3 separate regions of the Homo sapiens genome follow, and all the other regions are linked to region 3. Evidence: chromatin loops called from intact Hi-C (ENCODE). Cell type or tissue: IMR-90. All regions are shown on one strand.

The links. Hi-C counts contacts between places; a loop is a spot of excess contacts. Peaks named below come from ENCODE experiments on the same cell type or tissue, not always from the same donor. Only the 100,000 strongest peaks of a DNase experiment are listed, where the experiment ranks them.
Region 1: it touches region 3 in a loop (8-fold over the local background); 21 of 110 quality-filtered maps call a loop at or near these places.
Region 2: a loop joins it to region 3, with 3 times the contacts of the local background. A loop is called at or near these places in 11 of 110 quality-filtered maps.

What each region holds. Positions count from the first base shown.
Region 1 is chr1:19,796,186-19,804,185 of GRCh38, reverse strand. It overlaps TMCO4 (transmembrane and coiled-coil domains 4), which reads left to right and starts at 4,270. Exons shown (of 16, transcript NM_181719.7): 1 at 4,270-4,331; 2 at 5,971-6,049. RefSeq lists an enhancer at 3,602-4,102 and a silencer at 4,026-4,525. In IMR-90, a CTCF peak has its summit at 4,535; a DNase peak (open chromatin) is centred at 3,805; H3K4me3 peaks cover 1,491 bases; H3K27ac peaks cover 1,490 bases; H3K27me3 peaks cover 65 bases.
Region 2 is chr1:19,762,078-19,770,077 of GRCh38, reverse strand. The region is part of intron 6 of TMCO4 (transmembrane and coiled-coil domains 4); the gene reads left to right. Among named protein-coding and RNA genes, the nearest start is that of TMCO4, 34 kb to the left of the region's middle. RefSeq lists an enhancer at 3,879-5,078. In IMR-90, a CTCF peak has its summit at 7,699 (motif pointing left); a DNase peak (open chromatin) is centred at 4,297; H3K27ac peaks cover 980 bases.
Region 3 is chr1:19,711,390-19,719,389 of GRCh38, reverse strand. All of the region lies in intron 13 of TMCO4 (transmembrane and coiled-coil domains 4), which reads left to right. Among named protein-coding and RNA genes, the nearest start is that of HTR6, 51 kb to the right of the region's middle. In IMR-90, a CTCF peak has its summit at 3,610 (motif pointing left); a DNase peak (open chromatin) is centred at 3,609.

The DNA.
Region 1 (8,000 bases), 85 kb before region 3:
GTGAGGTCATGTCAATTCACTGCCCCCAACCCTCTACAACTGTCCATCCACACCCCTAACTGAGTAGACAAGGCCCTACATCAGTGGCTCCTGGAACTGCTCACACATTTGAAATACCTGTGAGCCACTAGCAAAGACATGGAATCAACCTAAATGCCCATCAATGACAGATTGGATAAAGAAAATGTGTTACATATATACCATGAAATACTATGCAGTCATAAAAAAGAATGAGATCACTTCTTCTGCAGGAATATGGATGTAGCTGGAGGCTATTATCCTTAGCAAACTAATGCAGGAAAAGAAAACCAAATACCTCGTGTTCTCACTTATAAGTGGGAGCTAAATGATGAGAACTCATGAACGCAGAAAAGGGAACAATAGATGCTGGGACCTATTTGAGGGTGGAGGTTGGGAGGAAGGAGAGGAACAGAAAAAACAACTATTGGGTACTAGGCTTAATACCTGGGTGATGAAATAATCTGTACAACAGACCCCCTGTGACACAAGTTTACCTATATAACAAACCTGCACATGTACCCTAAACCTAAAACCTTTTTTTAAAGTTTTTTAAAAATTAAAAAAAAGTTTTTTTTGAGTCAGAGTCTTGCTTTGTCGCCCAGGCTAGAGTGCAGCAGTACCATCACAGCTCACTGCAACCTCCGCCTCTCAGGTTCAGGAGAGTCTCCTGCCTCAGTCTTCCCAATAGCTGGGGCTACAGGCACCCGCCACCACACCTGGCTATTTTTTTTTTTTTTTTTTTTGTATTTTTGGTAGAGACGGGGTTTTGCCATGTTGGCCAGGCTGTTCTTGAACTCTTGACCTCAGGTGATCCGCCTACCTTAGCCTCCCAAAGTGTTGGGATTACTGGCGTGAGCCACCACTCCTGGGCAGGTTTTTTGTTGTTGTTGTTTTTTGTTTAAAAGAAAAGAAAAGAAAAGAAAAGAAATACCTGTGGGCTTCTGAACAACACCTATGCCTGGCCAGATCCCAGACCAATGGAATCAGAATCTCTGAGAGTGGGGCCCAAATAGGGTTACCAGATAAAATACAGGACACCCAGCTATACTTAAATTTCAGATACACAATAAGTAATTGTTTAATATAAGTATATCCTGTGCAGTATTGGGACATACTCATATTAAACAATTATCCATTGTCTATCTGAAATTGAAATAAAACAGAGTCCTCTATTTTCATTTGCTAAATCTGGCAACCCTAGCCTAAGCATCAGCAAATATATATATATATATATATATATATGTATTTTTTTAAATTTCGAGACAGTTTCCCTCTGTTGCCCAGGCTAAAGTCCAGTGGTGCAAACACGGCTCACTGCAACCTCCGCCCTCCACGAAGCTGGGACTACAGGCTTGCCCTACTATGCCCAGCTAATTTTTGGATTTTTAGTAGAGACGGGGTTTCACCATGTTGCCCAGGCTGGTCTCAAACTCCTGGGCTAAAGTGACTTACCCGTCTTGGCCTCCCAAAGTCCTGGGATTACAGGCGGGAGCCGCTGCACCCAGCCCTCATCAGCATTTCTTAAAAGCTCACAGTGATACGACCCCCACTACCTGTCTGATCTCATCTCATCCAGGACTCTCCCCCAGCACTCTCCACTCTCCTCTCACACCGTTTTCTTATAAGGGCCAACCACACTCCCACCTCAAGACCTTTGCAATTGCTGGGTCTACCTTGGATGCTGTGCCCTGTAACCTGATAGCCTCCTCAAAGATCGCCTGCAGCGGTTCCCTGACTGCTTCATCTTCTATAGCGTGACCTCCCTGCTTTACTTTTTCTGTAAAACAGATTAAAATCAGTTTGTTTGCCAGGTGCGGTGGCCCACGCCTGTGATCCCAGCACTTTGAGAGGTTCAAGAGTTCAAGACCAGCCTGGCCAACATGGTGAAACCCCATCTCTACTAAAAATACAAAAAAATTAGCCAGGCATGGTGGTGCGCACCTGTAGACCCAGCTACTCAGGAGGCTGAGGCGTGAGAATCGCTTGAACCCAGGTGGTGGAGGTTGCAGTGAGCTGAGATTGTGCCATTGCACTCCAGCCTAGGCGACACAGCAAGGCTCCGTCTCAATAAAAAATAAAATATAATAATAAAGTAAAATAAAATCAGTTGGTTTCTTGTCCATCTCCCTCCACCCATCCCCCAAACCAGAATGTAAGCTCCATGATTTTGCTGGAAACACTTTGATTCTCCTGCTATACCCTCAACATCTAGAACCCCACCAGCCACTCCACACATCCTGGTTGAATTAGTCAATGGTTCATTAGAAGGCTTCCCCTTCCACAACTCCCTAAACATTCCTTTGGGGGAGAGTTACTTAGAGGAAACAAAATTCTTCAATGTCCAATACCAAACCTAACAAAATCTCAAAAGCATACACCAAAAGGGGTAAACATATTTTCTCCATCTTTCCCACCCATAGCCTCAATGATGGGATCAGGAACTGTGTGCAGTGGGGGCGACTAGGGTGAGGGTTGGGTGCCGGGCAATGGCTGAACAGGGTCCAATACCCAAAGACAAGTGTGTTCAACACAAGGTCTCTAATCAAATTAGAGACAGGGCAAAGCAGGGGAGTGCAGAGTGGTGCCTGGTCCCACAAAGCTGATCTGCTGGAAGGGGCTGCCAGACATTAAGAGGAGGGCTGGCTGCAGTTCTCAATCTTGACAAAGCTCACATGCTCAGATATAACCCCTTATTCCCCTAAAGCCTGCACACGATTGACCCATTTGACCCTCACAATAACTTCATGGGTGGGTAGAGCTGCCCTTCTTGGTCCTGATTGGCCAGTGGGGAGATGAGCAGATGAAGGAAGGAACATTTCACAGGTGCGTGAGTCCCAGGCTCTGAGCTGGGATGCTGGTCTCTGACCCCCGTCGGTACCTTTTCCTCCCATAACCCTAGATTGTCTTCACTGGGAGTAAGGGCAACAGCTTCTGAGGCCACGATGATTCATGCCCTAGCTCTGGCACTCATTAGCTCTGTGGCTTCTGCATTGTCTGGACCTGAGCCTCGGTTTCCTCTCCTTCAGAGTGGGTGTGATGAAATTTCACAGGGTTGCTAGGGGAAAGAGATCCATTCATTAAGTGCTTCTTTTGAGCACCTGCAAGTGCTAGGCACAGTCCCTGGGGCTGGGCACACAGCGGAGAGCAAGGCAGCCTAAACCCGCCCACCTCCAGGGCTTTTAAAGTCTAGTTGGGGCTGCGCGGTGGCTCACGCCTGTAATCCCAGCACTTTGGGAGGCCGAGGCGGGTGGGTCACCAGAGGTCAGGAGTTCGAGACCAGCCTGGCCAACATAGCAAAACCCCGTCTCTACTAAAAATACAAAAATTAGCCGGGTGTGGTAGCACACGCCTGTAGTACCAGCTACCAGGGAGCCTGAGGCAGGAGAATCGCTTAAATCCGGGAGGCGGAGGTTGCAGTGAGCTGAGATCGGGCCAGTGCACTCCAGCCTGGGTGACAGAGCGAGACTCTTATCTCAAAAAAAAAAAAAAAAAAAAAAAAAGAACTGTACCTGGCGCGTAGTAGGTGCTCGGTAAATTTGTTCAATGACTGAATGTGCTGGGTGCTCAGGGAAGACTCTCAGATCCCATCCCAAGAGACCAGAATGGAAAGCAGGAAATGGATTGGGGGAAAGGGAGGTCTGAAGGCAGAGAGTCCCAGGCACGGGAGCCTCCAGGCAGAGGCCCTGAGACAGGACCAAACTTAGCGTTAGGGAAAATGAAAGTAGAATCAGGAAGAACTTAGATATCTGAACACTTTGCAAACTACAAAGTGCTGCATACACGTGCGGGAAGGCGGTTTCTGCGGCTGGTTCTTTGTTTACATTATACATTTTTGAAGACTTTGTCTTCAAAATGTGGCTTTGGGGCATGCCACTCTCGGGGCCGAGTCCTTCGCGGGCAGTTTCTGCAAAGTCCAACCCTGCAGGGCCCTTCTCCCGCGCCGCGCTGTCTCGCTGCTTCCTGGAGGGTAAATGGACCCACACACAGATGTGGCGCCGCGGGCTTGCCGGTCACCTGCAGAGGCCGGCACCCCTGTCGCGATGGGTGGTGGAGGTGGGGCAGAGGTGGGACGAGCCAGGTCGGGACCCGCAGCTGGCGAGTCAGAGCCTGGAAGGCCCCGCGCCCCCGCGCCGCGCTCCCTAAGTGCTCCGCCCGGCCGGTGGCGACCAGGCGCGCTCGGGGCAGGCGGCGGGACGGGCCGGGACCGGGGCCGGGACGCGGCGGGGAGGGGAGGGGCCGGGCCGGGCCGGGCGGGAGGAGCCGCTCGCCGGTTTTGCCGCCTCCGCCTTTGCCTTCGCAGCCGCCTCCAGGTAAGGGGGCCCCGGAGGAGCCGCCAGGCCACGGTGGCGCGCACCTCGCTGGGCCACTCCCCGCCGGCCCCACGCGGGGCACTCGGAGCCCGGCCCAGCCCCGGGGCCCTTTGCCCTGCGCCCCGCCCTCCACCCCGGGGACACTGGACCCACCAGGAAGCGGCCGCGCGCTCCCTGGCGCTGCCTGCCCTAAGCCCAGGCCGCCTGCTGGTGGTTGGTTTGTTTTCAGAGCCGGAAGTGCTTTTAGAAATCTTGGGGAGGCAGAGGGGGAAACTGAGGCTGGGCGGAGCACTCGGGCGACTCCGGCCTCGGCCTCCGAGTTCTTAGAGGTCACCCAGCCGCTCCCTTGACAAATGAGGACGCTGGTCAAGGTCAGAGAGGAAGGGGGCTTGCCCAAGGTCACAAGAGGTCCCTGTGCTTCCCCTTGCCCCACGTGGCCCCTCCACGCCCCCGTCAGGAAGGCCTCTAGGACTCCCCCGCCTCCTGTCTCCCTGTCCCCCCGCAGACTCTCAAACAGAGAATTCCAGGAGGGCTTGGGGAGCCTCTGGAGAAAAACCAGGCTCCTCATGTTACAAGGAGGCCATGTCTTCTGGTGCCCATGCCTGAAGTTACAGGAGGGAAGAATTACTGCTGCTGACTTTTGAGTGGATTTTACAGCTGGGTAAACTGAGGCTCAGAGAGGTGAGGTAACTTCCCCAAGACCACACAGCTAGGAAGCAAGAGATAAAAACCTGGGCTACCTGCCTGGAGAGCCTGACCCAGTGCTTCGCACAGAGTTGGCCTCCACAATGCCTTTGCCCTGACCAGGCTGCCTGGCCCTTCCCTGGGGTTGCACTGGGAATTAGGAGCAGGGCCAGGCTAGAATCCCAGACTACTACCTAACTCGAAGTAGGAGTCAGCACATGAGCCCCCTTTTTCCTAACTCAGTGTTCATTGCAGAAAATATGACACTCTTTTAAGCTTTGGGAACATCCATTTGTTCATTCACCAAATATTTGTTGAGCACCTACTGTGTGCATTGTTTAGGCAACGAGGATACAGCAGTGAACAAAAAGGAGCGCTGCCCTCAGGAAGTACACTCCAGAGGGTGGAATAAAGCCCTGCCCTTCAGCCTGGGGAGGGAGGGCTGGGCACAGGGGAGACCACTGGCATTTCCCCAACTGTGAAGTACATGAAGACAGCAGAAGAGATCGGTATTAGAGTGGCCTCAAGCCCTCGTGTGCAGCATCAGACAGAGATGGGCTCAGGTGCTAGCTTTGCAGCTTTGTAACTGAGTGGGATCAGGCAAGTTAAATGACCTGTCTCCAAGGTTGTTGTGAAAATTAAAGGAGCTGAAGCCACAAAAGGCCCAGTGCAGTATCTGACACTTTGGGAGACTTTATACTTTTTAGTCCTAAGGCCCAAGGAGGAGTTGGACAGGAGGAGTTCATCGATTAGGTTGTCATAGCTCAGCATGTAGCTCCCACAAAAGCTGGGGTCTGGAGAGTTCCTCATAAGGCTCAAACCATCTCTCTCTACTCTGGTACCACTGGGCTACAAAGGCTGATCAGCCACCAGGGCTGGCTAACGTGGGACCTAAGAAATGTCAGTGGGTGGTTTCTCATTGTGTTCTCTTTTGGCCTGTGTGTTTTGTAAACAGTGTTGTACATTATAAACCGGGGCTGCTGATGAGGAGTGGGGAACTGGCTCTCTGGAACGTGTGACAGCAGGCAGAAGGGGTGAGAGTGAAATCCAATCCACTTTCCATTTAGCCGACCTCCGCTTCAAGCTGCCCTGATATCATGGTACCACCCTCTGCCTAAAACCCCGCTCTGGCTTCCCATTTTCTTCTTTCTCCTTTTCTTTTCTTTTCTTTTCTTTTCTTTTCTTTTCTTTTCTTTTCTTTTCTTTTCTTTTCTCTCTCTTTCTCTCTCTTTCTCTCTCTCTCCCTCCCTCCCTCCCTCTCTCCCTCCCTCTCTCTCTCTCTTTCTTTCTTCTCTCTTTTTTTTTTTTTGACAGAGTCTCACTCTGTCACCCAGGCTGGAGTGCAGTGATGCAATTTCAGCTCACTGCAACCTCCGCCTCCCAGGTTCAAGCGGTTCTCCTGCCTCAGGCTTCCAAGTAGCTGGAACTACAGGCGCCCACCATCATGCCCGGCTGATTTTTGTATTTTAGTAGAGATGGGGTTTCACCATATTGGGCTGGTCTTGAACTCCTGACCTCGTGATCTGCCCGCCTCAGCCTCCCAAAGTACTGGGATTACAGGCGTGAGCCACCGCGCCTGGCCTTGGCTTCCCACTTTCTTAAGGAAAAGAGAAAAAACCTTTTACATGGACCAGAAGGCTATGTACCACTGTCCCCTGGCCTACACCTCCAGCCGCATCTCAGACCACTTATCAACAGCCCTCTGTGCCCAGGCATGCCACCCCTCCCTCCTTGGGACCTTTGCACCTGCTCTTCCAGGCCACTTCTACCCCCTGCCTCCCTTTTCCCAGGTAACATCTTCTCATTCTTCACATTTTAGCCCTAGCCAGACTTGTACTCCAAATGCCCAGGCCACAAGACTTCTACTGGTATGTCAGAGGTTAAGTTCAGGGTGGAATTATACTCTCATTGCTGGGATTAATTCCTGCCTGTACCCTGTACACCACCCTGACTGTAACCCCTGTGACATCCAGGACCAGGGCCAAGTTTGCTTAGTAGGTGCTCAATAATGATGTCCACCTATAGGGAGGCCCTCTTGAGCATATTGGGGACCTCACTTTATATAAAATGATATTGTCCTTCAAAAAAATCTGCTGAAGTCATTTTTCAGTTGTGGGTTGTTTCATTCAGCACACAGGGATTGAACCCCTGCTCTGCCAGGTGCTGTCCTAGGATGTATCAGGGATTGTGACCCAAAAGCCACTGCCTTTCTGAGCTTCCTCTAGTGAGGGAGATAGACCATAAATAAACCTATAATACATTGTCAGGTGGTGGTAAATTTGATAAAGAAAAATCACAGGCCAGGCGTGGTGGCTCACACCTGTAATCCCAGCATTTTGGGAGGCCAAGGAGGGCAGATTACGAGGTCAAGAGATTGAGACCATCCTGGCCAACATGGTGAAACCCTGTCTCTACTAAAAATGCAAAAATTAGCTGGGCATGGTGGCATGCACCTGTAGTCCCAGCTACTCAGGAAGCTGAGGCAGGAGAATCGCTTGAATCCGGGAGGTGGAGGTTGCAGTGAGCCGAGATCGAGCTACTGCACTCCAGCCTGGCAACAGAGCAAGACTCCATCTCAAAAAAATAAAATAAAAAAAATAAAAATCACAAAGGGTTGGGTTAGAGGCGGGAGTGGAGGGGCCAGCTGTCTTACACTGGTATGAATAACGAAAATATTAATTGCGAATCCCTGGTGCCCTGGGCTTCATCCACTCTCACCCTGACCCTCCTGGTCAGGGAGACAGACACATTAGCAACCGGCCATTATGTCCAAGGAGAGGTGGAGGGGCCCAGACGAAGTCTTTGGAGCTTCAGAGTTGGCAGGCCCCACATTCGCTGGACAAATCCAGGGAGGTGCGTGGCAACCCCTGACCCCCCACCTTAGTAAAGTGGAGAAGGACTTGGGGTTTGAGGTCACACAGGCCTGGAAGGAGCATCCTAGGACTTGCCAGCTGTGTGACCTCCGCTTCTGTGAGTCTCAGTTTT
Region 2 (8,000 bases), 51 kb before region 3:
GAAAAAAATCAGCCCCTCTGGTGTGGCTCTCAGGCCCTGGTGGGCTGACCCTTGTCCTGCTCCAGCCTCACCTCTGCTTTCAGTCCCCTTGCCGTGGGGCTTTCAGCCATGCCGGCCTCCGGCAGCTCCCTAAGCACGTGTGCTTTGTGGCTTTGCACGCACCCCAGGGCACGTATGCTTTGCGGCTTGCATCCCCGGCCCCCACACTGGTCCATGGTAAAACTGTCTTCCCCAAAACTGGTCCCTAGTGCCAAAAAGGTTGGAGACCACTGCTGTCTACCATTCCAGGATGCCTGCATTAAGCCACTATGCGGGCTGCCTCCTGAGCTCCTCCCCACCCCCACAGCTCCCGTCCAACTTCTTCCCACCAGCTCCTCTCTGCCAGGGCTTCCCTCTTATTGCATAAGTGGCTTCTTCTGTTCTCTAAACTGGGGAGACGCTTTTATGCAGTGACCTCTGATGTTTATTCTGATGGCAAGCAGGGAGGAAACACAACATAGAAGAAATTGCCAGCATCCTCCAAACCCTGTAATAGGGAAACTTTTGCCTGGCTCCCCACTGGAACCCTCCTAGTGGAAGGAGGAGGAGGAAGAGCAGAATTTCATAGTGGGAAGGAGCCACAGGGGAAGGTCAGCAGGGCAGCAGTGCAGTGGGCGGGCTTTGGGCCAGTTGGAAGCCTGAGGAGGGAGAGTGGGATGGATTTCACCTGGGCAGGTATGCAGATGGCCGGCTTCAGCAAGGAGAGCAGAGAGAGGAGGGGTGAGGGGCTGCCCCCGGTACCATTCTTCATGCTGCAGAACTGCTGCAGACCAGGTACAGAGAGTAGAAGGGAGAGGGCTCAGAAGTGACATCTCAGCCCTCAGATTCTAGTGGTCTGGCGCCAGCTGCAAGGGGACTGGGACTCTGTCTCAGGAATCCTAGCGTTTGTCTCCAGTGACCCTTTCAGGGCAGGTGGTAGTCAGGAACCCTAAAAGAGGAGGGTGCTGAGGCTTGCTGAAGCCCACGCAGCAGGGCGGATGAGCTGCTTTCTCATGCGTGCTTGGCCATGCACGTGTGTTTAGTGCAGTCAGTGCCTGCCGGGGTGGCAGGACATGTAGGTCACCCTACCTTGGGGATTCTTGTTATTAGCATAATAAACTTTCTTTACTGTTTTTTAAAAAAGGCCTCTAAGCCCTTGCTACTCTCAGTGTGGTATGTGGACCCAGCAGCATCGGCACTGCTGGGAGGTTTGTGAGAAATACAGAGTCTCAGCCCCCGCCCAGACCCGCTGATTGGGATCTGCGTGGAATCCAGGCAATTCCTGAGTGCTTTCTACTTAGAGGAGCGCTGCTCTAAGGCTCCAAAGAGTGTGTTTGGGCCTAGTGTATCCAAAGTATTTTAATTCCATATCGTGGAGCTGAAAGGGCTCTCCACGGGTGACCAGGCCAGCCTCTGCTTTGAGGCAGGCGAGGCCTTCGGTAATACTTTATGTAGCAGAGACAGCCAGGCGGCCCCCAAGGGAGTGGCAGGGTTGGCCTGAGAACATTGCTTCGGTCACTGGACTCTGAGTTTGGGGCATTTTCTCTCTGCACCCCCTGGAGCTTACATTTCCAGGGCCAGGCAGTCTCAGGAGTTGTCATATATTTCATTACAGAGTGATTGTGTCACTTTATTTTTTTAACAGAAGTGAGGGAAGAATAATAGTATCTGATCCTCCTGGACTCCCTTGGAGAGAAAGGCTGAGTTGCATGGTGGTCTGAGACTCGGGCTGCTGGAGATCAGGGCAGCAGCTCAGCACATAGAATCTAATATTGGAATCAGTGTAATGGCAAAGCCGCCATGTGCCAAGTCCTAGCTGCGCGGCAGGCATGGCGCTAAGGGCTTGTGCTGGCATTTCATCTCGTCCTCCAGTGAGGTGGTTAAGGCCATTGCCCCCATCTTGCAGACCTGAATCTCACACATCAAGGTCAACTTGGATGATCCTCTTTTTTTTTTTTTTTTTTTTGAGATGAAGTTTCGCTCTTGTCCGCCAGGCTGGAGTACAGGTGGCATGATCTTAGCTCACTGCAACCTCTGCCTCCCGGGTTCAAGTGATTCTCTTGTCTCAGCCTCCTGAGTAGCTGGGATTACAGGCATGTGCCATCACGCCTGGCTAATTTTTGTATTTTTAGTAGAGATGGGGTTTCACCATGTCGGCCAGGCTGGTCTCGAACTCCTGACCACAAGTGATCCACCCACCTCGGCCTCCCAAAGTGTTGAGATTACAGGCATGAGCCACCATGCCCGGCGATCCTCTCATTTTCACAGGTGGAGAGACTGAGGCCCAGAGAGGGGAAGGGGCTTCCTTGCAGACACACAGCAGCAGAGGTAGACTGGGAGTCAGAAGCAGTTCTCCAGCCTCCTGGGTCAGCCCTTCCTTTCTCTCATTGCTTCTTCATCAAGTAGAAAGAGAAGCAGCCTTGGCCCCGGAATCTAACTTTCCCTCTTTCCTCACCCAGAGAGAGTCATATGCATCCCACCACCTCTTTCTGCACCCCACCCCTGCAAACCCCAAACCATCTTGGGCACCTAAGACATCTCCACTGACTCTTCTCTGCTGTTTGTGACCTTGGAGCTGGCTCTGGCAGAATTGAGTGGGTTTAAAACAGCCTGTCTTATGTCATTGCCTGGTGCTTCATGCCCACCCAGGCACGTTCTCATTATAGGCAACATCTAAACCAGCATCGCCCTTAAAATTTCCATTGAGAATGACTACCACTTATTCAGCACTCGTTAAATGCTGGTGACCTTACCTGGCTCTTGTCAATCACTGTTTCATTTCATCCTCACAGCCATCCTTTAAATGTAGGCGTTCCCACTTTACAGATGAACAAACCGAGGCCCATAGAAGTGAAGTAATTGCCTAAGCTAGTAAGTGGCAGAGCTGGACACTCTAAAACAACTGCTGTTAGTCAAAACGTTGGCAGATTTTACCCTCAGGAATTAGGGAATTGAAGCATCCCCATGGGAATATAATAATACCTCATATCTAAATAATACCAGGCTTTGATAATGCCTGGGAGGTGCCTTTGGTTTATCTGATAGCCTCAACAGGTGCCAGCAGGTAAGAGGAACAGCTTCAGTGGCACACTGGGACCCAATGGGAGCAGGTGCCAGGGCCCCAAAGGTCCCCAGAGATCAGAGGTAGGTAGACCCTCAAATCACCTAGACCACCCTCTTATGTAGATGGGGAAACTGAGGCCTAGAGGGGGAAGTGGTTTGCTGACGGTTGTCATGTCCAACCTCTTTATCTGTTCTAACGAATAACCAGGGACCAAGAATGGGGAGTATTTTGGGGATTGATTGTATTACAGTTCAAGCCCCACCTTGGCAAGTTACTGAATGTCTCTGTGCCTTGGTTTCCCCAGGCATCCAAGGGAGTAACAGTAGTCTCTACCTTGTAGGGTGGCGGTGAGGATTACATGAGCGAATCCATGTAGAGTGCCCAGCATGGAGCTGGCAGGCAGGGCACGGGCTGTGAGTGTTGCTGGGGTGATGGTGGCCATGGTGAAATGGGAAAACCCTGGAGTCAGGGAACCTGGATTTTCATCCTGTCTCTTGAGACTCTTGCGTGTGACCTTGATCAAGTCGCTTAACCTCTCTGAACTCCAATTTCAAGTACAAATAAGGGGCAAGAGCCAAATGTTCCATAAAAACACTATTTTTAAAAACTGTCTTGGGTTCTAAGAACATGATCTTGTAAAGCATGTCAAGATCCTTACAAGGATCTTGTAAGGAAAAGGTTGGTGTCGTGGATGGGCCAGTTGTCCAGGTCCTTCCTCGTGAGCTCCATGAGGGCAGTGCCCTTGTTGGGCCTGTTTACCTTTGCATCCCAGCAAGTGCAACACGGATGGACGCATGGTGGGCATTAGTATTTGTTGGATGGAGGGAAAAAAGGAGGGTGCAATAGAAAGATGGGTGGGCGACACTTCTTTGGAGAATGAGCTTAGATGCTGAGCAGCATGATTTGCTGAATGTCTTCTGACGGATGCATGGTGGACACTTGGTACTTGTTGGATGGAGAGAAGGAGGGCGAGAGCAATAGAAGGATGGGTGGGCGACCCTTCTTTGGAGAATGAGCTTAGATGCTGAGCAGCATGATTTGCTGAATGTCTTCCTTCTACAGAGATTGATGGGGGCAGAGGAGGAGGCTATCTGTGCTGCAGGATTTCTCCCTGGGTGTGAGACGGGCTGATTAGTCACGGAGTCAGCCCAGGAAATTAGCATGAAAAGCTGCATTTCTCAGAACTTCCTGGAAGGTTGACCTTTACTGAGAGTTTTGGGATGTTAGTCACCGAACGGTGCCATATTGGCAGCTGGGCGGAATTTTTTGTGCATGCTAATCATTTCCTTCTCCTCATCTAGTAGCAACCCACGAAGCGCTTTGCCCACACAACCGAAAAAATAAGTCTTTTACGTGATGAAAGTTAAACTAAATCTGAGCTGATAACTCTCAACCTCCACACAATTGATGTTTGAGGCTGGATCATTCTGTTGTGGGGGGCTATTCTGTGTGCCATGGGCTGCTTAGCCACATCCCTGGCCTCTACCCACTAGGTGCCAGTAGACATTCCTGAGCTGCGATAACCAGAAATGGCTCCAATGTCCTCTAGGTTGCCAATGTCCTCTAGGTTGCAAAACTGAAAATACGGCCATCTCAGGTGGGGCTGGTTTACTTGCATTTGGTAATCTTCCTAAGTTCTTCTAGTTGCTCTTCTAGGCCGCTTACATAGATTCTGAGTTATTGCAGAGTAGATGATCATCAGATCTGCTGCTGAGACTGGTACTGTTAACCTGCTCTTACAGGGGAGAAAATGAAGGTTCTGCAGGTTAAGTGAGTAGCCCAGGATTACATTTCAAAGTAAGTTTCAAAACTCCATTTAAGGCCAAGTGAATCTCACCGTGAACTCTGTATTGGTCCCTGGGAGACTTAAACTGCGTCATGATTTTTGCCCTCTGATCTCTGAATCCAAAGGGAGGATCACCTCTAGGCCCTGGAACTGCAGGAGGCACACACACTTGAGCCACGGCACTCTCTACCGCAGACGTGGCTCTGCTTTCTGGCCTGGTATTTATTACTGGATTGCAAACCCTGCCTCCCTGATGAATCAGAAAGACTTGAGGTGTTAGTCTTAGGTTGTGGTAAAATGCAAATATTGTCACCTGGCTGCTGGGTTCTCCATCAACATCCTTTTTTTTTTTTTTTTTTTTTTTTTTGAGACAGAGTTTCACTCTTGAGTGCAATGGCGCAATCTTGGCTCACTGCAACCTCCACCTCCCGGGTTCAAGCAATTCTCCTGCCTCAGCCTCCCGACTAGCCGGGATTACAGGCATGTGCCACCACGCCTGGCTAATTTTTGTGTATTTTTAGTAGAGACAGGGTTTCTCCATGTTGGTCAGGCTGGTCTCGAACTCCTGACCTGCCTGCCTCGGCCTCCCAAAGTGCTGGGATTACAGGCGTGAGCCACCACCACGCCCAGCCCAACATCCTTGAGACTCATACAGTTTATAATCCGTATCCAAACAGCCTGGTCCATCTATTCCGCAAATAAGAACTGACACCTGCTGTGTATGCCCGGCCCCGTGTGAGGCACTGAGAGTAACTCTAATAGCACATGCTCGTTGAGTGCCTACTGTATGCCTGGCTCTGAGCTAAGTGCTTTCTTTATAGGAACCAATTCGTTGAAACCCCACAATGACCCTTGGAGGTAGATGCTGTTACTGTTCCCATTTTACAGCAGAGGAAACTGCAGCGCAGAGAATGAAATGCCTGCCCAAGCTGGAAAGTGAGAAGTTAGGATTCCAGACAGGCCCCGGGGCTCCTGAGTCCACCTCTTACCTGCTGTTCCACCTCCCACATGGAGATAAGTGGAGACTTCACCCCTGAAGCTGACTTTAAGAGGGTTGGATGAGGCCTGAATGAAGGGCGGGTGCCCATGCGGCAGGAACCAAAGGAGCTGCTTCTCTTACTGATCCTACATCCAAGAAGGTGGAGATGGGAGGGTCTCAGAAGCAACCCCTCCTCTCTCCCCTCTGCTCCAAGACCACTGGTCTTGAAGTAAGCTTGTCACTGCCTTAATGCCCTTAATCGTCCTAAGCCATGAGGACAAAAGGCAAGAATCATCCCCAAGATGTCCTGAGTTAGACTGCCCTGTGAGGGCTCTGCAGCCAGGCTCAGCCTCTCAAAATCGGGACCCTGGGCACACAACGGGGCTTCAACCCAGTGCTCAGCAATGGACAGGGTGTATGGTACTGGAATACTGTGTAGTTTCTTCTTTATATGGGAAATAATTCATTTAGGGTAAAAATGGGGCTACGTAATAAATATTCTAGAAAAAGTATGTAATTAGAAAAGTTGGTGAATCAAGGGATAGTAGGGTGGTGGGTGAGGTTAGCAGTTATATGAATGTGACCTGTGAGGTGTGTCCTCAGACCCAGGGAGAAGAGAGACAAAGGGCCCCTGCCCTGGCACAGCAGCAGGCAGCCCACAGCCTCACCCTGGCACCCTGGCTCAGAGAGTGGCTTCTTAACAGGTACAGGAAGGAGGAAACATGACAATTTCCCATGAAGTAATATCAGCCACCCTGTATCGGGCACTTACTGTGTCCCAGGTGCCAGCCAAGCTCACCACATCCATCCTCTTATTGTCCCTCAACAAAAGCCAGATCAAAAAGATATTCTTGGCCCGGCGTGGTGGCTCACGCCTGTAACAATCCCAGCACTTGGGAGGCCGAGGCAGGCAGATCACTTGAGGTCAGGAGTTCGAGACCAGCCTGGGCAACATGGTGAAACCCCATCAGTACTAAAAATACAAAAAGTTACCAGGCATGGTGGTGGGTACCTGTGATCCCAGCTACCCGGGAGGCTGAGGAACAAGAATCGCTTGAACCCTGGAGACGGAGATTACAGTGAGCCAAGATCGTGCCACTGCACTCCAGCCTGGGTGACAGAGTGAAACTCCATCTCAAAAAAAAAAAGAAAAAAAGAAAAAGATATTCTTATTCCCCTTTTGCAGATGAAGAAACTGAGGCTCAGAGAGGTTAAGAGACTTACTGAACCCATTCAGCTAGTAGGAACTTAGATCAAGATTTAAACCCAGGTCTGTTTGACAAAGGCTGAAGTTTCTGCCTCTGGGTTCCTTCGCTTTGGTCTGGAGGGCAGCCCCCAAAGGGCGGGGATTGACCATGATCTCTTCCCAAAGGTGTGGGCTCTCCCAGCAGGTACGAGGTCAGCCCCGACCCACCATCCCTACCTCCATGCTCAGAGATGGAGCCATTACTGGGAACAGGCTGTTTCAGTGCCTTACAACAGGAGGCTGTCCTGCCCCCCGCTCCTGATTTGGGGGATTTGGAAATGTGGGGAGAGTCAGGATTGTTATCACAACCTGTGTGGGTGCAACTGGCATTTAGGGCCAAGTTCCCAGGGTGCTGCTATTCTTTGATGCATAAGAGTGTTCGATAATGAAGTACGAAACGCAGCTGCTTCTGTATTGAGAAATGCTGGTGGGCGAAGGAGTCCCATCATGAACACACAGCCTGGCTCTGGACATGCCCCTTGCTCTTGTTGAAGCAGGGGGACCAGTTGGCTCCAGGGGCTCCCACAGTATGTGGTTGTGTGTCTGGGGTGGGCACCAGGGCTAATCCCGCAGTTCTGGGTGTCTGGCACACTTCTGCCCTCTGGTGGCAGAGCCGAGATCCCTCGGTCACCCTCCCCAATCCCCCATCTTTCCAAAGAACTGTTATCCCGTGATACGTAACTTTTAGGTGTGCCTGTGGCCCATGATCTAGGGCTGCCCCTGAGATTGTATGTATACCCCATGTGCATAAAATATAGGATTCACAGCTGGCCAAACGAGATTGTCCTAGGACACCAAACTCACTCAAGAGTAAGGCATTTGCCTTTAAAAGGCACTCATAGTGGAATGAGCAGAAATGTTGGCATCACATAATTTGGATTATAATCCAAGCTCCAGCACTCTCTGA
Region 3 (8,000 bases):
ACAGAAAAAGTTGACTGCATATTTCTCCTGTCTGTGAGGGTATATAGTGATGCCAGCTGCACCTGTAGTGAGACCTTCCATCTCAACCTGACTTCTTCTGTCTGAGAGTTGCACCCTCTCATTTTGAGAAGTGAACTCAGGTTCAAACATAATTAGCCAACAGAGCCTCGGATGTCTCTGCCTTGGGCTAGCTGGAAGGGTCAGGGCTAGAGCTTACAAACCCGGACCATGAGGAGAATGCCATGGCTGGGAATAATCTTTATAAGGTGCCTGCCTGATTGAACAGAGATGTGTCAGGAAGGCTGCAGCAGCGACTTCTTCAGAACCCAGATTGGAGCTAATGATCTCTTCAGCTTTGATGAGTACCGGGGTACTTGGAAGTTACAACTAGGTGGCGAGTCTCAAGTTGGATTTTCGTTTGAGTGGTTTTACGTTGTGTGTAGTTAGCAGTTGCTTCATGGGATTGTTGTTGTACCTGGATCTCAGGCTCAGGGAGCAATGGGAAGCATGATTTTTAGTTGGTGCCGCCGCATTCCTCGGCAGAAATTTGGTGGAGAATACCTGCTCCTCTCCAAACTAAGAAATACACCAGGGAGCTGGTGTGTATTGAGCACCTACTGTGTGCCAGACTGGAACAGAGTCCGTCTCGTTCTTCTTCCCAGTCACCTTGGAAGGTGTGGGCATTATGACACTGGCAACCAGGTGTTGCATTTTCTCTCTCTCTTTTTTTTTTTTTTTTGAGAGACGGTCTCATTCTGTTACCCAGGCTGGAGTGCAGTGGCACCATCATAGCTCACTGCAGTCTCAGACTCCTGGGCTCAAATGCCTCCCACTGCAGCCTCCCAAATAGCTGGGAATACAGGCGCATGCCACCACACCTGGCTAATTTTTTAATTTTTTGTAGAAACAGGGCCTTGCTATGTTGTGCAGGCTAGTCTCAAACTCCTGGCCTCAAGCGATCCTCCCACCTCGACCTCCCAAAGTGCTGGGATAAGACACTGCACATGGCTTCATTTTCCATTTTTATTTTTATTATTTATTTATTTATTTATTTTGAGATGGAGTCTCACTCTGTTGCCCAGGCTGGAGTGCAGTGGTGTGATCTTGGCTCACTGCAACCTCCGCCTCCTGAGTTCAAGCGATTCTCCTGCCTCAGCCTCTCAAGTAGCTGGGATTACAGGTGCCCACCACCATGCCCAGTTAATTTTTTTGTATTTTTAGTAGAGACGGGGTTTCACCATGTTGGCCAGGCTGGTCTTGAACTCCTGACCTCAGGTGATCCACCTGCCTTAGCATCCCTAAGTGCTACAATTATAGGCATGAGTCACTGCGCCTGGCCCATTTTCCACTTTTGAAAATGGGAAACCTGAAGCCCAGGGAGGTTAGGTGACTTCTCCAAGGGCACCCAGCCAGTAATTAGCAAGCCTGGGATTCTAATTCATGTATGTCTAAACCATTTCCTGTTAACCCTTCTTTTATGCTGCCTTTTCCGACAAGCTTGCTGCCCTCAAAGAGCCTACAACCTAGTTAAGAAAATAAGATGCCAGGCTTAAAGCAGGTGAATAACAGAACCAAATGCTGCATCTCAAGGGCCTAGACTTTAAGGGCTGCAGCAGTTCAAAGGAGGAGCCTTTCCTTCCAGAAGGCAGGGAGGGCGCCAGGGAGGAGAGGGCAGGCTTTGAAGGACAGGTAAGCCTCGAGAGGCTTCGAGGCAGGCAGAAGGCCGGAGGGCGCAGGACTGGCAATACCCAAAGTCCAGAGGCAGGAAGGTGCATGTGCTGGGAAGGGCCAGTGACTGCAGCCAAGGTTTCTGCCAGGAAGTTGTGAGAAACAAGGCTGGAGAGATGAACAGGGTCCAAAATGCAGGGCTTGGCCCGTCCAGCAGAAAGCAGAGACCTGGACTCAGGCCCTGACTTGAACCTTCAGTAGTAGCATTTTCACTTGATGTAGTTAATTGATCTATCAGCCAGCAAATGTCTCCTGTGACCTACGCCATGACATCCCAGGACCTGTGCAGGGCGCAGAGGGAACAGCAATCAGGCAGACCCCATTTCCACCAGGTGTGATCTCAGAGGGGAAGGGACCTCCTCCTGAACACCCCATCCTTCAGCCAGTCCTCCCTGCAGCTGGGGAAGCCACACACCCTCTAGTCCTGGATTCCTCTTTTTAAAAATTTAATTTCATTAATTAATTTTATTTATTTGAGATGGAGTTTCGCTCATGTTGCCCAGGCTGGAGTGCAATGGCACAATCTCGGGTCACTGCAACCTCTGCCTCCCAAGTTCAAGCCATTCTCCTGCCTCAGCTTCCCAAGTAGTTGGGATTACAGGCGCCTACTACCATCCCAGCTGATTTTTGTATTTTTAGTAGAGATGGGGTTTCACCATGTTGGCCAGGCTGGTCTCGAACTCCTGGCCTCAGGTGATCCACCCACCTCGGCCTCCAGTGTGCTGGGATTATAGGCTTGAGCCACCGCGCCCGGCCCTGGATTCCTCTTTTCTCACCCGCTCAGCTTCCTTGAGGCTGGCGGCTCCAGCATGGATGCCCAGGGACAGGGCCTCCATGGATACCTGTTGAACTGCACCAAGAGAAGGATGAAGTACCATTTTCAGGTCGGGCCCTTTGCAAGTGGTGTCTCCTCCATCTGCACGGCCAGCCTGGAGGGAGGACACCAGAACAGTCCCTGTTTTTCGAGAGAGCAGGTGCAGGGAGCCCAGGAGATTTATTCATGGTCACACAGCTTGTAAGTGATGGAGCCAAGGGAGGGCCGCTTACCTGTCTGACACCCACACCAGGGTTCTTTCTACTGACCCTTTATCTGTCCCTTTAATTAAAAAAAACAAAACAAAACAAAAAAATTGGCCAAGAGTGGTGGCTCACGCCTGTAATCCCAGCACTTTGGGAGGCCGAGGAAGGCAAATCACGAGGTCGGGAGTTCAAGGCCAGCCTGGCTGACATAGTGAAACCCCATCTCTACTAAAAATGCAAAAACAAAAAAAAAAAAAAAAGAAAGAAAAAAGAAAAAAAAAATAGCCGGGCGTAGTGGCAGGCACCTGTAATCCCTGTAATCCCAGCTACTGAGGAGGCTGAGGCAGGAGAATCGCTTGAACCCAGGAGGCAGAGGTTGCAGTGAGCAGAGATTGTGCCACTGCGCTCCAGCCTGGACAACAGTGTGAGACTCCATCTCAAAAAAATAAATAAATTAATAATAATAATAATAATAAAATAAAAATAAAATAGAGAAGAGGTCTCACTATTTTGCCCAGGCTGGTCTCAAACTCCTGGGCTCAAACAATCCTCCCGCCTCGGCCTCCCATAATGCTGTGATTCCAGGTATGATCCAGTGCACCCGGCCTGTCCCTTTAATTCTATAGTTGAGGGTTTACCCAAATGGCCTTGCCCTCCAGGCAGGGCTAAGCCCAGAGTCCCATACTCATGGCTCCATCTCAGGGACTCCAGGGAGGGGCAGGCTTTCTAGGATGTGATCAGACCCCACTCCCAGGGCGCTCCCTCCGTCTCTAATGGGAATGGCATTGTAGGAAGCTCTTGGGGTAGGGTTCTGCCAGGGAGATGCCCGGGGCTTACATGGTCACCACAGCACCACCTGGTGGCAGCTCTCTGGTGTGCACACTTTCATAGAGGAAAAGGCCACTTCACAGCCATTTCTGCAGCCATCCCTCCTCCAATCCCAGCCCAGGGGGCGTGTCCAGAGGGTGCTTGCTGGGGAGAGTTACCGACTGCCTTTCCTTGAGGGCTCGTGCAGAACTTGGCAGCTGCTCCTATATCCTGAGAAATTTTCATGTCGTCAGTTATATCCGTCTTGTTTTCATTTGACTTGATAAGCATTTATTAGGCACCAAATATACAAAGAGTGGAAGGAACTAATATTTATCAGATACTCGCTGTGACAGGTGATTCTAGACATCATCTCACAGAACCTTCCCAATGAAAACCAGTCTCTAAAAACAATTGTTTTTAATTAGCCATGACTGGTAACCTGTGCCTGTAATCCCAGCAACTTGGGAGGCTGAGGTGGAAGGATCACTTGAGCCCAGGAGTTCAAGGCTGCAGTGAGCTATGATTGTGCCACTGTACTACAGCCTGGGTTATATACAGTGAGACCCTGTCTCTAACATGAATAAATAAATAATTTGTTTTGAGACAGTCTCATTCTGTCACCCAGGATGGAGTACAGTGACACGAACACCACCCTCCGCAGCCTCGACCCCCTCCGGGCTGAAGTGATCCCACCTCAGCACCCCCAAGTAGCTGGAACTGTAGGTGTGCCTGGCTAATTTTCAAATTCTTTTTGTAGAGGTGGGGACTTCCTACATTGCCCAGGCTGGTCTCATGCTCCTGGCTCAAGTGATCCTGCCACCTCGGCCTCCAAAAGTGCTGGGGTTACATGCATGAGCCACTGCACCTGGCCATACTTTTTATTTTTTATTTATTTATTTATTTATTTTGAGATGAAGTTTCACTCTTGTCACCCAGGCTGGAGTGCAGTGGCGCGATCTGGGCTTACTGCAACCTCCACCTCCTGGGTTCAAGCGATTCTCCTCCCTCAGCTTCCTGAGTAACTGGAATTACAGGTGCCCACCACCACGCCCAGCTAATTTTTGTATTTTTAATAGAGACGGGGTTTCACCATGTTGGTCAGGCTGGTCCCGAACTCCTGGCCTCAGGTGACCCGCTCGCCTCAGCCACCCAAAGTGGTGGGATTACAGGCGTGAGCCACTGCACCCAGCCTAAATGATTTTTTAAAAGAGAAAACTGCTCTGGAGAAAATAGGTTCTCAATCTAGGCTACACAGATTCCCATGTATGAGTAGCTGTAAAGATGAGTTTTCAATCCAGTCTTATAAAACCACCATGAAGAAAGGTTGCAGAAACAACACAATCAGAATTAGACCGTTAGTGCCCAGCAGAATGGTCTGAAGAAGCCCTCCCCACCCGCTAAGTATGTTACAGTTTTTAAAGACATAAATTTAAACTTTGAAAATAAGTGGAAGGAACAAGACATTGAAAAAAAGAATACGGAGATCTGAAAATAAATCAAATGTAACTTGTAGAAATAAAAAAATAGAGTCATTACAATGAATACTGGATAAATTAAAGTGGTTTAGACAAAACTAAAGAGAAAAATAATGAACTGGCTGGGTGTGGTGGCTCACACCTGTAATCCCAGCACTTTGGGAGGCCAAGGTGGGTGGATCAGTTGAGGCCAGGAGTTTGAGACCACGCTGGCCAACATGGTGAAAACCCGTTTCTACTAAAAATATAAAAATTAGTTAGATGTGGTGGTGTATGCCTGTAATCCCAACTACTTGGGAGGCTGAGGCACAAGAGTCACTTGAACCTGGGAGGTAGAAGTTGCAGTGAGCTGAGATCACACCACTGCACTCCAGTCTGGGTGACAGAGAGAGACTCTGTCTCAAAAATAATAATAATAATAATGAACTGGAAGATTGATTTGAAGAAATTAACCACAATGCATCATGGAGAGATAAAGAGATGGAAAATAGGAATTAAATTAAAGTTTGACATTTGCTTATAGAAATCCCCAAGAAAAAGAGAATAGGGGAGAGAGATAATTTATTGGCTGAGAATTTTCCAGAATGAATCTCTGCGCTTCAAGGAGCATGTTTTTTTTGTTTTTGTTGTTGTTGTTGTTGTTGTTGATATATTTTTAGAGACAGGGTCTTACTCTGTCATCCAGGCTGGAGTGCAGTGGTACAACCATAGCTCACTACAGCCTTGAACTCCTGGGCTCAAGCCATCCTCCTGCCTCAACCTCCTGAGTAGCTGGGACCACAGGTGCACACCACCATGCCCACCTGGATCTTGCCTAAAGGATTCTACCTGGGCTCACTCCTCCAGTTCTTTATGTGGATCCTGCCTTAGCCCAGGACTCCCAAAACCACATCCCCAAAAGCCAGCCACTTGCCAACAGCCTGCCATCATTCCCAGTGTTTCCCCCACCCCTTCCCCTTCTTCCTGGGTGAGAATTTGGAGAAAGATTCATCCTGAACTAGTGTCTTAATGGATTTAACCTGTTGCCCACTACACATGAGCCATCAGTATGTTGCAGTGTTTCAGACATATTGTGTACATCTGTGGTAGACTGATGGCAAAAAACGGCCATAATTCCCACCCCTGCCTGTATCCACATACTTTACAATGTGACCTTGAAACCCCTCCCATCAAGAAGTGTAGTCTGTTTCCCCACCCCTTGAATCTGGGCTGGCCTTGTGACTTGCATTGGCCCATAGAAGGCACAGGAAATCGCATCATGCCATTTTCAAACCTAGGCCTCAGGAGGCCTTGCACGTGAATTCCACTCTCTCCTAGAACCTCACCATAAGAATGGGTCCAAGTTAGTTCCTGGGGGGATGAGAGACCCCACCGAGCAAAGCTGGCTCATCCCACCCAGCCTCAGCCTAGCTGCCAGCTGGCTGCAGACACATGAGTGCACCCAGTGGGATCAGCCATGCCTGGATGATTTTAGCAGAATTGCCCGGCCAATTTGTAGGCTCATGGGAAATAATCACTGATTATTTTAAGCCACTGAGTTCTGGGATGGTTTGTCACACGCCAATAGCTAACTGATAGAAGACATATGGCCTTCTATGTCCCTGTGTCACATTTTGATAATTCTTGCAATATTTCAAACCTTTTCACTAGTACATGTGCTCACCTTAAGCCTCTGTGACACATTTGGTAATTCTCACAATATTTCAAGCCTTTTCTTTTTTCTTTTTTTTTTTTTTTGAGACGGAGTCTCGCTCTGTTGCCCAGGCTGGAGTGCAGTGGCATGGTCTCAGCTCACTGCAACCTCTGCATCTCAGGTTCAAGCGATTCTCCTGCCTCAGCCTCCCGAGTAGCTGGGATTACAGGCACCTGCCACCACGCCTGGCTAATTTTTTGTATTTTTAGTAGAGACAGGGTTTCACCATGTTGGCCAGGCTGGTCTCGAACTCCTGACCTCATGATCCACCTGCCTCAGCCTCCCAAAGTGCTGGGATTACAGGTGAGAGCCACTGCACCCAGCCAAGCCTTTTCATTATTATTGTATCTGTTATGGTGATCAGTGATGTTTGATGTTACTATTGTAATTGTTTTGGGGCACCACAAACATTGTCCATATAAGACGGTGAACTTAGTAAATGTTGTGTGTGTTCCGATGCTCCACCAGCTGGCTGTTCCCCACCTCTCTCCCTCTCCTCCAGCCTTCCTATTCCCTGAGACACAACAGTATTGAAATTAGGCCAATTAATAGCCCTACATGATGGATAGCTGGGCCCAGTGGCTCATGCCTGTAATCCCAGCGCTTTGGGATGCAGAGGTGGGAGGATTGCTTGAGCCAAGGAGTGTGAGACCAGCCTGGGCCACATGGCGAAACCCTGTCTCTACCAAAAAAACTAGCAAAAACTTTACCGGGCACCATGGCTCATGCCTGTAATCCCAGGACTTTTGGAGGCCAAGGTGGGTGGATCACCTGAGGTCGGAAGTTCGAGACCAGCCTGACCAACATGGAGAAACCCCATCTCTACTAAAAATACAAAATTAGCCAGGCATGGTGGCGCATGCCTGTAATCCCAGCTACTCAGGAGGCTGAGGCAGGAGAATCACTTGAAACCAGGAGGTGAAGGTTGCAGTGAGCTGAGATCACGCCATTGCAATCCAGCCTGGGCAACAAGAGCAAAACTCTGTCTCAAAAAAAAAAAGCAAAAAATTAGCCCAGCATGGTGGTGTGTGTCTGTAATCCCAGCTTCTCAGGAGGCTGAGGTGGGAGAATCACTTGAGCCTGGGAAGTCGAGGCTGCAGTGAGCCGTGATTGCGCCATTGCACTCCAGCCTGGGTGACAGAGCGAGACCCTGTCTGAAAAACAAGCAAATAAATCTCCCTACAATGACCTCTAAGTGTTCAAGTGAAAGGAAACATCACACATTTCTCACTTTAAATCAAAAGCTAGAAATGATTAAGCTGAGTAAGAAAGGC